Linked DNA regions of Homo sapiens: region 2 is linked to region 1. Evidence: chromatin contacts called from ENCODE Hi-C data. All regions are on one chromosome and are shown on one strand. The core of a region is the stretch at or near the end of the contact, and the rest is flanking DNA. Distances in the headings are between cores, read along the strand shown.

Region 1 (5,215 bases), core at 936-3,435:
AACCAATACCCCCATGGCTTTAACCATTAAAACAAAACAAAACAAAAAAAAAAACTAACCGAAATATAGTTAGGCTGACCTCTGGCGGCCAGATGTCTCATTCTTCTGTAACTGACAAAATGGTGTGATGTCTCTGTTGGTGAGACAGCCAAATAGAATATAGTAAAGAAATACTAGCCGGGCGCGGTGGCTCACGCCTGTAATCCCAACAGTTTGGGAGGCAAAGGCGGGTGGATCACCTGAGGTCAGGAGTTCGAGACCAGCCTGGCCAACATGGCGAAACCCCGTCTCTATTAAGAATACAAAAGATTAGCCAGGTGTGGTGGTGCATGCCTGTAACCCAGCTACTTGGGAGACTGAGGCGGGAGAATCGCTTCAACCCGGGAGGCAGAGGTTGCAGTGAGCCGAGATCGCGCCATTGCACTCCAGCCTGGGCGACAGAGCAAGACTCTGTCTCAAAATAAAAATAAAAAAATATATATTAGAAACGTCACAAAGCAAAATTATGGGCAACACAAATGTTACCACATTCTTAACTAGCAGCTGAATATCTACAAAGTTTGAGGAATTAAGCAGGAGAATGGATAAGGTATGGCATATTAATACAATGGAGTACTATAGCAACCTGTCTGTGCCGTAGTTTCCTCATCTTAAAAGAAGATCAAAGTTATCCTACAGGGTTTGTGAGCAGTAAACGAAGTAAAGTGCTTAGCATGGTGTCTGGCACATAATAAAGGTTAATTAAGTGCAAGTTACTATTATGAACATATCAATATGAACCACAGCAATATTGATTGAAAAAAGCCAGATGCACATATAATTATTCATTTAACGGTTAAAACATGCAAAATAGTACAATATCCTCATTCAGGGATTTATTCATGTCATTAATATATTAAAATATGTCATTAAGATATAGAAAGCTGCATGGTAAAAGTTAACAGTAAATTCAGAAAATCCATTACTTCTTCGGAGGGCAGGTAATTCAAAAGGAGAAAGATGTACAGGTGGCTTTAGTAATGTTCTATTTCTTCAGCTGGCAGTAGGTTACTGAGGTGTAGGAGAGGGAAAAACGGCTTCCCTCCATCCTCCTAGGTTCTTTGGCTGGGTTACAAATTAACCTGACATAGACATTAACAAGAAAAAAAACCCGTACTTAATTACATACGCAGAGGAGTCCCACCATGGTCAGATGATTGAATATTATACAGCATCCTACGCTACTCAAGAAATGGGGGCTTGCGGCTTTCTGGGGGATGGTGGCCACAAAGTTGTGGAAAGGTGAGGGGAGGAAATATACGGTGAATAAAAGTTGTCTTGGTATGCAGATAAGATCTCCCAGGTAACAAAAATTATCGCAGAGCTGCCCTCTTTCTGATACAGATCCTTTACTGATGTATATTTCCTCTGTAGATGTCAATTTCTTTTACAACAGGACAGATTTTCAGAGCGACTCCTGTGTCTGCATTTTATCAGAATACCAGCTCAAAATATACTCTAGAAGTATATTGTAGGGTGGCATATTTTGGTCTCCTACAGTCCTATTTTTGGATGGTGCATCCTGAGATCCAACAGAAGTTCTGTCTGATATAATTTCATTTAAAATTTAAAAACCTAGTTCCTACTCTTCTTTATTTTAACCACTACCCGAAAGACCTTTCCATTCTCTTGAGTTCTCCCTTAATACACTGTCCTTATGCACACTTGTAAACAGGGCCTACACAGCTGCACATCTAGAAACGGCAGCAGCTAAGTTAGCCCGCACCCCCCTTCGCAACGATCCCCGGACTGCCTGCACGCCCTGTGGAACCTCGCAGTCGGCTTCACCAGGGCAGGGACTAAGGCCTTCAAAAGACAGCATCCGTCTCCACTAACCTCGGGTCGCCCCGCTCAGCGGACCCAGCAGCGTCGTCTCCCTTCTCAGAGGTGGCCGGGCCTCCGGAACGCGCTACGAACTTTCCTTTGTCGCCGTCTCTCGAAGCGGAGCCCTCGTGTGGGGATCCCCCGCCCTTCGGCCACAAGGGAGGTTGTTATCCTCGGCAGATCTCCCGTTCTCACTCTTGGAGGATCGCTTTTTCTTTCTAGCCTCACGCTCAGCCGCACGACCCAGCCAGGCCTAACGCCAGCAGCCCTTCCCCTCCGGTGGCAAGGCCACTCCGCTCAGCTCCCGCGCCGACGCTACTTCCGGCCGAGTCAAGGCCCCTCCCCCTTAGAAACGCCACTTCCCTCCGTGAAAACGGCTGGACAAGGTTGAACCTAGACGCATGCGCCCAAAGCGCGGGGTGCGAGGTGGGTGGACCCATCGCTTCCCGCTCTCTTCTCCCAAAGCGCTTACGGCAGTCTCGCGGGATTTCCCCCTCTCGCGGGAATTATTTGAACGTTCGAGCGGTAAATACTCCCTGGGGCTGTCATAGAAGACTACTCGGAGAGCGCTGCCTCTGGGTTGGCGGGCTGGCAGGCTGTAGCCGAGCGCGGGCAGGACTCGTCCCGGCAGGGTTCCAGAGCCATGGGAGCGGAAAGGAGGCTGCTGTCGATTAAGGAGGCCTTTCGGCTGGCGCAGCAGCCGCACCAGAACCAGGCGAAGCTGGTGGTGGCGCTGAGCCGCACCTACCGCACGGTAAGCGCTCCCGGCCCCGGCCGCCGCCTCTCGCCCGCCCCGGCCCACCCTCCCTCAGGGGCCCTCCGTGGCCCTCGGGCTCGGCGCACCGTGACTCCAGCCTTGTTCACCTTCGCGACTCACTTCATAGGGATCTGAGGTTCGGAGAAGTCAGGGACTTACCCGAGGTCGCCTGGGCCCAGGCCAGAAAGCCTCCGAAGCCTGGGCGTCGTTCACACGGGCCCCGCCTTGGCTTTTCTGAGCCGACACCCCCAGCTTCTGGGCGGCGTGGACCGTTATTCCTTAGTCCGATCGTGAACGTGGAGAGAAACATTTACGACCACCGAGGCGATCAGACATCAAATATTGAACCGCAGAGTGGATCCTGAATGCGGGGGTTCAGTGGTCGTTGCCCCTGGGGTCATCGCTCCCCGCCGAACATCAAATGATTCTACCCTTGTCCTACGGTTACGTTGAATCCAATCACCAAATACCAAATTATTTTTAGGGCCTGGCCATTCTTATTTATGTACATACTATTTGTTTGTTTTGAGTGGAACCTTGAGAAGAATAGAACAATTAATTTGGGGAAGATGAATTATCTTGAGGTCCAAGAAAAATTGTGAGTAAACATCACAGGGCTTTGAGGATATGAGATAGGATGTGCAAGTTATCTCATAAAGAAACTGCTGGTGATAGGAAGGCCTGAATATGAGAAATATAAAAGCCAGTATTGATTTTGGGTTGTTGAAGAAGCGTATTTGTAACGTACTGGTACTAAAGGCTTATTGAGAATCAAAGATATTGAAAAAAATATATCAAAGGAATCTTTTCACTGTCAAAAGTCAAGCTTGTGTACTCCCATTATAGCCTGGAGAGAAATTCATGCAAATTGATTGCCCTTTGGCTGGTTTGGATAATTAAGAGTTTACTAAATAAATATTTTAATTTGTCTGCATTATTATGGCTAGTGCTTTCATCAGTCTTAGGGTGATGTTGGGAATAAAGGATTTTTATCGGTGCAGTTTATGAAGGGTTTCTTTTGTCTTTCAGATGGATGATAAGACAGTTTTTCATGAGGAGTTCATTCATTACCTTAAATATGTTATGGTGGTCTATAAACGTGAACCAGCTGTGGAGAGGGTAATAGAATTTGCAGCAAAGTTTGTTACCTCATTTCACCAATCAGATATGGAAGATGATGAGGAAGAGGAAGATGGTGGCCTTTTAAATTATTTGTTTACTTTTCTCTTAAAGGTACTATGAAAATGATAGCTTTGGGGAGGGATTTTAGAAAATTTTGCCACTTTAAAAGAGTCGTGGGAGTTTGTATGTTTTTGACAATGAAATATCTAGTGATTGAAAAAACCTGAATGAGTCTACCTTTCATAGGAAATATTAGAATTATCATTATGATTAAAAAGTGGACTTTAACTCCAGCATTAAATTTTTAATGACCTCTTTAAACCAGTTCTCCTTTGTTTATTTTAAATGAGTTCTGTATTTTAGAAGCCTCTACAAAGAGGACTATGTAACTTAGCAAAGACTTCTTTCAGACTGTTCATTTTGAGACTGTATAAAATATATATATTTGCTATACATATGGACCAAGGTAGCATTATAGGTTCTCTTCAGGAAATGAATTGTTGTTGTAACTTCTTGCATTCCGAATGTATAGAGTTCAGATAATATTGATTATTTGGGAGTGGTATGTGACTATGAATAAATTTTGATTTGTTTCTGTTTTAGTCTCATGAAGCAAACAGCAATGCAGTGAGATTTAGAGTGTGCCTGCTCATAAACAAGCTTTTGGGAAGTATGCCAGAAAATGCTCAGATTGATGATGATGTGTTTGATAAAATTAATAAAGCCATGCTTATTAGATTGAAAGATAAGATTCCAAATGTGAGAATACAGGCAGTTCTGGCGCTTTCACGACTTCAGGATCCCAAGGATGATGAATGCCCAGTGGTTAATGGTGTGTGTAGTTTCCTAAATCTTTTTTCAGATTTGTTGATTTTGTTAAATTCTCAGTATTTGAAATTTTTTATTATGGTCTATACATTTGAAGAGTATAGGTAATTAATATATGATTCCGATTAAACAAAAAAAACCTAAGTAGCAACCACCCAGCTTAAAAAAAAAAGTCAGTACTTGCATCCTATCCCAGTTGCATCCCTGTCCCTCAGAAGTAACTATTAAATCCTCAGTTTGGGGTTAATTAGTCTCTTGCTTAAATTAAAAAAAATTTTTTTGCATAAATCACATATGTCTATCTTAATGTTTTCCTGTCATTTTGTGTAAATCATGCTGTATGTATATATTTAGCAGCCAATTATATTTCTATATAATACCTGTTACTGTGTTTTGCCCATTTTTTCATTGGGTTTTTAATTTAAAATACTATTTTAAAAAATTCATTTGCATTCTTTATATATTTTGAAAAGAAATCCTTGGGTTATATGAATTGTAGATCTCTTCCTGTTTTAGGTGGCTCATTGGGGTATCATTGTTTCACTCCCTTTGGGGTATCTTTTTTTTGAACAGAAATTCTTATGTCAAAAATATAAATCTCTGCCATTATGATTCGTATTTTTTAATCTCTTTTTTAAGGAACTT
Region 2 (5,215 bases), core at 1,018-3,517, 7.5 Mb after region 1:
TCTCCCCAAAATTATCCCTCTGCAAACAAAATGGCCTGATGTTTGAAACCTTCAGCAGCTCTCACATTTTGCAGTGCCCTCCCATTTACCTTATTTGGATCAATCTTTGTTGTGTTTTTACTGTTTGGGGAAGCTTATCTGTAAAGGCTGCACATCTGTACTGGTTTTGGCTGCTTAGAGAGGTTGCCTCACAGAATCAGCATTATTTAAAAGAGAAAGAGGAAATACAGACTCAGTAACTCTGGTTTTACGAGTTACAAATTCACTTGCAAATTTTATAAACAAGTCTTTTAAGATCACAAATTTGTACATCTAAAACAAATTTGTAAATAAAAGTGCTAGAGTTCATGTGAGTAGGTAGTTAGGTCTTTTAGTTTTTATTCTGCCTAGGGCACTGTCTCAAGGGGTCCTGAGAATGTGTGCCCAGCTAGTTAGGTCTTGAGATAGTGTCCGAGAGTATCATCATCATAGCTGTAGAAAGTTTCCTATCTCAAAAGACCAGACATGTGCAGATAATATACACTGAAAAAGTGTTCTGGACAACTTGAAAAAGGGGACACTGGTACATCAAAGATACAGATGCTACTGGTGCAGATGGAGAATTTGAGTAAAACCATTACATGAAATGTGAAAGAAAAACAGCCATGTTTTTACAGTAATAAACCATAGCACTCAATGTGTGAAGTTAACTAGGCACATGCCCCAATGGTTCTTTAAATAACATAAGAGACTATTTCGTCTACAACCATAGACATGTGGCTGCGTCTTGATTACTGCACTATAAGACTTGAAATTGAGTAGGCTGATTCCTCCCACTTCATTATTCTTTTTCCAAAATTGTTTTAGCTATTTTAGTTCCCTTGCCTTTCCATATAAATTTCAGAATATTGTCTAAATGTACAAAAAGAATCTGGCTGGGATTTTCATAGCAATTGTGCTACACCTGTATAAGCATTAAACCTGGGGAGAACTGATATCTTTACTATGTTGAGTCTTCTGATTTATGAATGCAGTATGTTTCTGCATTTGTTTATTCTTTGATTTTTTTTTTTTTTTTTTAAGACGGAGTCTCACTCTGTCACCCAGGCTGGAGTGCAGTGGCACAATCTCGGCTCACTGCAAGCTCCGCCTTCCGGGTTCACGCCATTCTCCTGCCTCAGCCTCCCGAGTAGCTGGGACTACAGGTGCCCGCCACCACGCCTGGCTAATTTTTTTGTTTTTGTATTTTTAGTATTTTTAGTAGAGACGGGGTTTCACGGTGTTAGCCAGGATGGTCTCGATCTCCTGACCTTGTGATCCACCTGCCTTGGCCTCCCAAAATTCTGGGATTATAGGCGTGAGCCACCGTGCCCGGCTATTCTTTGATTTTTAAAAAACTTTAAAAATTGCTTATTTATTTTAGAGATGTCGTCTCGCTTTGTTGCCCGGGCTGGTTTCGAACTCCTGGATTCAAGCAATCCTCCCTCCTTGGCCCCCCAAAGTGCTGGGATTACAGGTGTGAGCCACTGCACTCAGCCTTGATTTTTTTTAATCAAGCATTTTGGAGTTTTTAGCATACATAAAGCTCTGTACATATTTCGTTAGATTTACACCTATTTCATTTATTTGAGTGATTGTAAGTGGTATTCTATTTTTTAGTGTTCTTGTGATCATTGCTAGTATTTAGAAATCCAGTTGATGTTTGTGTGTTTATCTCATATCCTGCAACCTTGCTGAACTCAGTTTAAACCGGAGGTGTTTTCCTGATAGATTCTTTCGGATTTTTAAAATGTGGACAATCATGTCATCTGCAAATCAGGACGGTTTTCTTTCTTTCTTATGTATAAATGTCAATGAGTATGCAACTATGATGTGCAACTTTCAGCATTGTCCAAAAGTTACAGAGGATGATGCAGTGACTGTGACTTTGAAAAACAAAGAATGATCCTTAAATCACAGCTGCTGCAGCCATTTCAGCTATTTGGCAGAGGTGGTAATGCTGCCTTTTGGACCTACAATACAACCAAGTCTTTGTTCGAATCATCTCACTTCCTGGCTATATTCTTAAGAAAGGAGGGTGCTTCATGCGCTGAGCTCATGGCACAGGTCCCGCAAGTGACCTGCGAGCCCCACCGCTAGGGGCCGCTTAGGTGCAGCCCCCAGGTGGGCGGGGACTGCGTTTCGGGGCGTGGCCTCCGCCGCGGCAGCCCCCGCCCAAGCTCCTCCTAAGCGCCTGGGGGCGCTGTGGGTCGCTTTGGGTCGCGGGGGCGCTCTTTCTCAGCATTCTTGTTTCGTACTGAGGCTTTCGGGACGGCGGCGGGAAGATGGCGGCCTCCAGGAATGGGTTTGAAGCCGTGGAGGCAGAGGGCAGCGCAGGGTGCCGGGGAAGCTCGGGAATGGAGGTGGTGCTTCCTTTGGATCCTGCCGTCCCCGCCCCGCTGTGCCCTCACGGTGGGTCAGAGTCTGGGCTCAGCCTAACTGCCGGGCGCTGAGGGTGTGAGTTGGCTTGGAAGTGGCTTTTGGGGCTCCTGTATTTTTACCCGCCTCTTTCCCTCACCAGTGTGCTGCCTAGAAAATACTCCTTCCTCGGAACGCGGTGTTTTTCAACTTACTTGAGAAACATTCAGAGCAAGTCTCCACTCTTGTGGTTTTGGCTCCAGGACTATTTCATCTCTTTTGGGGGGAAGGGGCAGAAAAGTAGGCAAAGAGAAGAATGCATGGTATTGAATAGTTCTCGTTGACAAGTACTTGGGGATTTCATTTGTTGATTTGCTCTCCCTTCAAAAATAAAAAATTAGGGAGAAAAACAGTGTAATTCTTGCCTGCGAACTAGACTCAGTTTTTCTCTAACTTACAGAAAGTGGGCGTTTCCAGCTCAAAGCTCAGGTTTTCACTGCAAGGGTAACCGCGCAAGAGATGTCAAAGTCCTCAATTCTCTGAGTCCCTTCCTTGTTTTAGTCTCAGGTTTGTAATATTCACAACGTAGACAGCAACTGTACCGACAATAGCATTTTCTTTCTGAAGAGACCGGTTTTCAAAAATTATTTATAAGTAGTCACTGCCGGAATGTTGTAACAGAGAGAAAAGAAACATTCATTAAACACAGAGAAGCCGGCGTGGTGGCGTGCACCTGTAGTTCCAGCACTTGGGGGGCCGAGGCGGGCTGATCGCTTGAGCCCAGGAGTTTGAGACTAGCCCGGGCAAAAATGATGACACTCCGTCTACAAAAAAAGAAAAACAGCTGGGGACACGCAACTGTAGTCCCAGCTACTCGGGATGCTGAGGCGGGAGAATCGCTTGAGGCTAGGAAGCAGGATCTCAGTGAGCCATGATTGTGCCAGTGCGCTTCAGCCTGGGCGACAGAGGGAGACCCTGTCTCAAGAAAACAAAACAAAAAACCCTAACAAAACAAAAAACAACCAACCAAAGAGATGGATTTAATTATGATAAATTGTGCCTAAAGCTCAAACAAATTTTATTTAAGGGCAGCGAAAACTAAGAACTTGACGTAGATGACCATTACTTGACACTTTTTTTTTTTTTTTCTATTCTGGAACTAGGACCCACTCTTCTGTTTGTAAAGGTGACCCAAGGGAAAGAAGAAACTCGGAGGTTTTATGCCTGTTCAGCCTGTAGAGATAGAAAAGACTGTAATTTTTTTCAGTGGGAAGATGAAAAGGTATATCAACTTTTTGGATATTTATTTTTTATTTTTGGTATGTGTGACAATTTTGTTGAGAACGTGTAAACCAATAAAAATATGCGGTCTGAACATACAAGATAAATCTCTTAAGAGAGATGGAGATACTATGTTTGTTGGTTCAGAAAATGAGTTCATGTTTACTCTGATTACTGATATCTTAAACTACTGTCTCAAAGTCTTATTTCCCCATAAGACTCTCTGAGGTGGTAATATTGGGTGGGGCTGATCTTCTGTGTGTTAGCTTGGGCTTCTGTAACAGAAGTACCATAGGCTGTGTGGCTTAAACGACAGACATCTGTTTCTTACAGTTCTGGAGACTGGGAAGTCCAGGATCAAGATGCTGGCAGATCTAGTGTCTGGTGTAGGTCCTGTCCTCTTCCTGATTTGCAGAGGGTCATCCTTTCTTTATATCCTCATTTCCCAGAGAGAGGAAGCAAGCACTGTCTGTCTTAGAAGGACACTAATCTCATTCCTGAGGGCTCTACCCTCTTGACGTAATTACCTCTCAAAGGCGCCTCATTTAAATACCATCACATTGGGGTTAAGGCTTCAACATACGAATTTTAGGGGGCACAAACATTCAGTCGATAGCACCGTTGGCAGATACAGATTGCTCACTAAAGAGAAATCATGATCATTCCAGAAAGTGTTAAAAAACACTTTTTTTGAACATTTGCATTGAACATCCCTTATACAGCTATTAGATGACCAATGAAGGCACTTAGAGATATAGTCATGAGCTTGGTATCCTCTTGAACTCGGCTCCAGTTGAAGTTTCTGAAAACTTTGACCAGAGAATTTTCAGTTTTGTTAGGTTTATGGTAAAACAGTATTATATACCACTCTTCTGCAGACCCATTAAGGTGAATACTTGGTTTGTGTCCACCTTTTTGCTATTGTGGATGATGCTACAGTGAACATATGTTAATCTCTCAGTGCTTTAATATGCTGGATATTGCTTCAAGCTGCTCTAGAATTTTCCCAGTTTTCGCTGTTTTGTTTTCTCCTGAAATGAATGCCTGTTGAGTTGGTTGAATTTCTGACTTCTTGATGTCAGAATGTGATGCCAGTTCTTCTAGGATGATAGATATTTCACAGTTTATTCAATGGGTTTTGTACTCTCTTTCAGTTGTCAGGAGCTAGACTTGCTGCCCGAGAAGCTCATAACCGAAGATGTCAGCCTCCCCTGTCCCGAACGCAGTGTGTGGAAAGGTACTGATGCAGTGTCATTTTTCTTTATTAGTTTAGCTGTCATTTTTTTTGTTATTGCCTTTTTCTGTGCCTTTAAGTTTACTTTCATTTATTTATTTTTATTGTAGTTACATATATAATATAAAATTTGCCATTTTAATCATTTTCAAGTGTGCAATTCAGTGACATTAAGTACATTCATGTTGTTGTGTAACCATTGCCCCTATTCGCAAAACTTTTTCATCACTCCAAACAGAAACTGCCACCATTATGCTGTAACTCCTCATTCTACCTCCTCCCAAACCCTAGTAACCTCTGATTTATTTTTGTGTGTTTTTTTTT

The links. A loop is a pair of places that touch in the nucleus more often than their neighbours do. Pooled maps may share reads with other maps.
Region 2: a loop to region 1 is called in a pooled map, with 31 times the contacts of the local background. The contact joins the promoter of ZCCHC4 here to the promoter of DCAF16 in region 1. A Hi-C loop is called at or near these places in 10 of 50 pooled maps.

Annotation. Positions count from the first base shown.
Region 1 is chr4:17,808,572-17,813,786 of GRCh38, forward strand. DCAF16 (DDB1 and CUL4 associated factor 16) reads right to left here and starts at 2,186. Exons shown (of 3, transcript NM_017741.4): 1 at 1,876-2,186. NCAPG (non-SMC condensin I complex subunit G) reads left to right here and starts at 2,408. Exons shown (of 21, transcript NM_022346.5): 1 at 2,408-2,617; 2 at 3,650-3,853; 3 at 4,346-4,574. The coding sequence starts at 2,507. RefSeq lists enhancers at 1-104, 1,724-1,813, 1,855-2,366, 1,934-2,093, 2,367-2,879.
Region 2 is chr4:25,310,507-25,315,721 of GRCh38, forward strand. It overlaps ZCCHC4 (zinc finger CCHC-type containing 4), which reads left to right and starts at 2,268. Exons shown (of 13, transcript NM_024936.3): 1 at 2,268-2,430; 2 at 3,540-3,658; 3 at 4,812-4,894. The coding sequence starts at 2,304. RefSeq lists enhancers at 195-334, 1,922-2,798, 2,327-2,386 and silencers at 2,047-2,116, 2,124-2,328.